Linked DNA regions of Homo sapiens: region 2 is linked to region 1. Evidence: read pairs that join two places in POLR2A ChIA-PET (ENCODE). Cell type or tissue: GM12878. All regions are shown on one strand.

What was found. Peaks named below come from ENCODE experiments on the same cell type or tissue, not always from the same donor. Only the 100,000 strongest peaks of a DNase experiment are listed, where the experiment ranks them.
Region 2: POLR2A ChIA-PET joins it to region 1 with 6 read pairs; 1 of 35 experiments calls an interaction of 5 or more read pairs at or near these places.

The regions. Positions count from the first base shown.
Region 1 is chr10:13,762,028-13,764,527 of GRCh38, reverse strand. FRMD4A (FERM domain containing 4A) reads left to right here. Exons shown (of 25, transcript NM_018027.5): 7 at 1,848-1,904. Among named protein-coding and RNA genes, the nearest start is that of PRPF18, 180 kb to the right of the region's middle. In GM12878, no CTCF peak of the experiment used is centred here; no DNase peak of the experiment used is centred here; H3K27ac peaks cover 581 bases.
Region 2 is chr10:14,015,155-14,017,654 of GRCh38, reverse strand. All of the region lies in intron 2 of FRMD4A (FERM domain containing 4A), which reads left to right. Among named protein-coding and RNA genes, the nearest start is that of FRMD4A-AS2, 25 kb to the right of the region's middle. In GM12878, no CTCF peak of the experiment used is centred here; a DNase peak (open chromatin) is centred at 1,444; H3K27ac peaks cover 933 bases.

The sequences.
Region 1 (2,500 bases):
TGTTTGTTTGTTTGTTTGTTTATTTGAGGCAGGGTCTCTCTGTCACCAGGCTGGAGTGTAGTGGCATGATTACAGCTCACTGTAGCCTCAACCTCCGCAGGCTCAGGGGACCCTCCCACCTCAGCCTCCCAAGTAGCTGGGACTACAGGCATACACCACCACTCCAGGCTAATTTTTGTATTTTTAATAGAGATGGGGTTTCGCCACGTTGACCAGGCTGGTCTTGAACTCCTGGGCTCAAGTGATCCATCCGCCTCTGCCTCCCAAAGTGTGTGAGCCATCATGCCCAGCTAGGTGTTTTTACCATACACACACACACACACACACACACACACACACACACGGAAATCTTTGGATGTGATCGATATGTTTATTACCTTGGTTGTGGTAATGGTATCATGGGTGTATGCATCTGTCCAAACTCATCAAATTGTTTACATTAAACATATGCAGTTTTTGAGGTGTTTTAGTTATACTTCAATAAAGCTGTTTTGGCCGGGTGCAGTGGCTCATGCCTGTAATCATCCCAACACTTTGGGAGGCCAAGGCAGGCAGGTCACCTGAGGCTAGGAGTTCCAGACCAGCCTGGCCAACCTGGTACCCCGTCTGTACTAAATACAAAAAAATTATCCGGTGTGGTGGTGTATGCCTGTAGTCCCAGCTACTCGGGAGGCTGAGACAGGAAAATCACTTGTACCTGGGAGGAGGAGGTTGCAGTGAGCCAAGATCGCACCACTGCACTCCAGCTTGGGTGACACAGCAAGACTCTGTCTCAGAGAAAGAAAAAAGCTGTTAAAAGATATGAACTATATACATTTTGAAATATGTATTTCAAAAATATAAATATAAAGAGAGAGAGAGAAAAGGAATTTTTTCAAAAACCAAGGAGAGGTTTAAGTGCTTTGAAGACCACGTCCCTAGATCACAATTAAGTATTTGGGGGAAGAACTAATAGGCAGAAACATTGTTAAACTTACACTGTGTAACAGTTGCTGACCAATAGAACTTTCTACAGTGGTAGAAACGTTCTGTATCTGAGCTGACGATACGGTAGTCACTAGCGACACTGAACTATTGAGCACATGAAAGAAATGTGGCTAGTACAACCGAGGAACTATATTTTTACATTTTATTTAATTTTAAGGAGTTACAATCCCACTGTAACATTCCTTTCAAAAAACAGCCTTTCAAGAAAGCCTTTCTTTATAGAAAGAAAGTTCTGAAGTTTAGTTTTTAAAGAAAATGCATTTTGTTGTCAAGCATCCCTATTCCAGTGATTAATAACATTAACAAACAGGTTTGTAAAATGCTGGGGCCTAGTCTGCCTCTTAATTTCTCTAAAGATTTAAAGGTGAGGCCCTTGAGATAGTCGGGTAGGCCCAGGTCCCCTAGTCCATCCCAGCTAAGAGCAGTAAAAACGATGTTGGGAGTGTTTAGGACTGAATAATTCAGGGTGTGGTCTCAGAGACTCAAGATGTTCTATGAATATTGGGGATTCTGAGCAATTCCTCAGAAAATAAGGCTTTTTGTTTGTTTGTTTGTTTGTTTTGAGCCAGGGTCTCACTCACCCCATTACCCAGGCTGGAGTGCGGTGGTACTATCACAGCTCGCTACAACCTCAACCTCCCACCTCAGCCTCCAAAACAGCTGCGTCTACAGACGTGCACCACCCTGCCCAGCTAATTTTTAAATTTTCTGTAGAGGCAGCATCTCATTATGTTGCCCAGGCTGGTCTCAAACTCCAGGGCTCAAGTAATCCTCCCGAAGAAGAGCTGTCATTTAAAATAAAAGAAAAAAATGGTGGTTAAATACCAAACTTGTCTTCGTTTGTTGCTTTTTCCTTTCAGGAGCTTATTGACGTTGACAGCGAAGTGGTGTTTGAATTAGCTTCCTATATTTTACAGGTAAGTTGTTTTTCTCCTCCTCTTTATGTCCCACGGCCATACACAGAAGAAAGGAAGTAAGACTTACCAGGCATAGCCAGTAGCTGTATCTACTCACTATTTGTCGTCTTACCTTTTTTTAGCCACAAGCTGCATAGAGCTATTAGAGACACTGACGGAAACCATAGCAATAAACAGGGGCTTGTAGTATTTCAAAATGTTAAGACAGAAAATCCCTGTAAAGCGAAGTTGTGTGTTTAACCTGAGCCTGGGAGAAACTGAGATCATTTACTGACCCCATTTTCTTTGGGTTTGGTACCTCCACCCTGGAGAAAGCCAAGTGAATAGCTAGAGTTAGTGGCCAAAAAATCATGTTCTGCCCCCTAGAAAGACAAGGTAAAGCCCTTTAGGTTATGCAAAAATAAAACGTAAAAAAAGATGTTATAGAATATTAGCTTAATAGTGGCAAGATGAGTTAAAATGATATCATTTCTTTATTCCTTCAATAAGTATTTACTGAGCAACTACTATGTTCAGGGCATTATACTGGATTCACTAAAGTTTCTCTGGTCCCTACCTCCAGAGTCTTCAGTATAATTGGGAACTAGCATAAAATA
Region 2 (2,500 bases), 250 kb before region 1:
TTACTTGAACCAAGATGAACTATTCCCCTGTTGAAGAAAATTGCTTGTTAAATTTCTCCTCCTGGAAAAGGAAGCATGGAAATTAGAAACAGATGTAAAAGTTGATCATTCGCCACCCAATCCTTATTAAGACACCTGAAATTTGAGAGCTAAGCCTAGTAAAAATTGAGTCAACAGCTATTGGCTCTGTTTGGAGGTATGCTATATATATTCAGCGAATCCTGGGCAGTCAATACCATAGATAAGGACGTTATTTATATTGCCATTCCAGGTGCAATTACACAGTTTACCCTGTGAAACTGCACTTCATAAACATGGCAAATCAATGCTAGTTATCAAAATCCATCCACGACTGACAGCACATGAAAACGGGCTTTGCAAAATGATCTTGAAAGCCAATCTACACAGCCAGCTTCACAGAGGTCAGCTTATTACCCGTTTAATCACATGGCCATCTTGCAGGAGCGTTATTCCTCAAACCCTGGGCATGACATCACTCCTAATAGCACACACAATAAGCCATTACTACCATGTAGAATAGCCTTTAGCCAGGCTATAGCCACTGATGACCTGATTTGGCCTCATGCTGGGAAGGGCAAGTGGAGTTCTTTTGGGGACAAATCATATCAAGACCAGATGTGAAGGACCTTCGTGTGGAGGCATAAAATCCATCTGCAGCTTGTGAGCAAGATCTCTGTCTGTGGATGACGAGCTGAACAGCCTGCAAGGATGCTGATGGGCCTTGTCCTTGATGTCCATAAGGCAAGGCCTTCTGACACAGATACCGACAAATCTTCCACATGGGTCATTCATATTTGACATTCTCTATGGCTAGATCCTTGCCAGAAAGATCGAGTGAGATCCTGGGACACCTGATTTTCACATGAGGTTTCCATGCAGCAGATGGTGCATTTTCCTCCCTGCCCTGCAAGAGGATAAGGTCTAGCTTCCTTTGTCATGTGTGATTTTCATTTGATGGGGATAGGGGGTCTTAACCTGGGTGAATTAATTCTGTACTCATAGTTACTCAAATGAAATCTACTAAACAGGGAGCTCTCAAAGGTTCAAGAAGAAGTCTGTTTACCACTCAAAATAGGTGGCTAAGCCGGATGGCCTTTAAGGAATTCAGGCAGATGAAACGTGGACCTTATAGCAGAACAGACAGGAAGAGGCAGATGGCTAGACGGTGAAGTGCAGGAGGCTGTTGTGGCAAATGAGACAACAGGAAAACCGTGTGCAGAATTGAGACTGGAAGAAAAGGGAAGGTGCACACGTCTTGTTTACAAAGAACTTTCACAAACATTGTTTCATCCTGTTGGGTAGGTGTTCAGCAGACTTGACATTCTCTATGACTGATGCTCGCTATGATGAAGATTGAGTGATTGATGCTTGCTATGATAAAGATTTAGTGAGATTCTGGGATGTCCAATTAGCACGTGAAGTTCCCATGCAGCACAGGCTGCGTTTTCCTCCCTGCCCTGGAAGAGGGCCAGGTCTACTTCCCCTTGTGATGACATTTTCACATGCAGACTCAGGGCTAAGGCCAGCAGTCTTTCACTTCACCACAGACGCCTCATCACAGAGAGGAGCTGAGTTTGAGGAACAAAAGAAAACTCTTCCAATAAGCAAAAGTTATCTTGCATCCCCAGTTCTTGGCTCAGCACTTGATCCGTTGTAGTGACACAGAAGAGGGAGGCGGTCAATGGACACTGGAGCCTCTCATTGTGACCCTGAGTGAGTTACTTCAGTCTCTGTACCTCAGTCCTTTTGTCTTCATCCAGGGAAAATAAGAGTACCTATTTGATAAAGTGTCATGAGAACTAACTAAATTATATATTTTAAAACTTTAGAATAGTGCCTGTAATAGAATATGCCGTATAAGAGAATTGCCTTATTTTATTAGACACTCAATAAAATAATGGTTGAATGAATGATGTAACATAAGCAATAAATGAAAATAATACAATTCATTTAGACAAGGATGAAGCCAGTATCATGGAGCTTGGTACAGAATACAAGAAGAGCATGGGCAGTGTCATGGCAGAAGCGAGGAGTTGACCACTTATCCTAGAACACCACACCCTCTCCCACAGCAAGGATAAGCAGGAGTCAAACTGCACAATTCAGTCTAAACATCCTTTATCTCATTTGCCTGTCTGCTCATGGAGGACAAGTATTAAATGAAGCCTAGACTGCAGTCCAGCAAGGCAAGGGAAGGAAGAGAGAGTCAAGGAAGGGAAGGGGAAGGAGGGGAGGCGAGGGGAGGGGAAGAGAAAAAGGAAGGAAGGAAGGAGAAAAGGGAAGGGAAGAAAGAGAGGAAGCAAGGAGAGAAGAGGAAGGGAAGAAAGGATGAAAGGAAGGGAGGGAGGGAAGGAAGGAAGAAAGGAAGGAAAGGAAGGAAGGGAGGGAGGGAGGGAGGGAAGGAAGGAGAAAGGGAAGGGAAGAAAAGATTAAAGGAAGGGTGGGAGGGAGGGAGGGACAGAAGAAAAGGAAGGAAAGA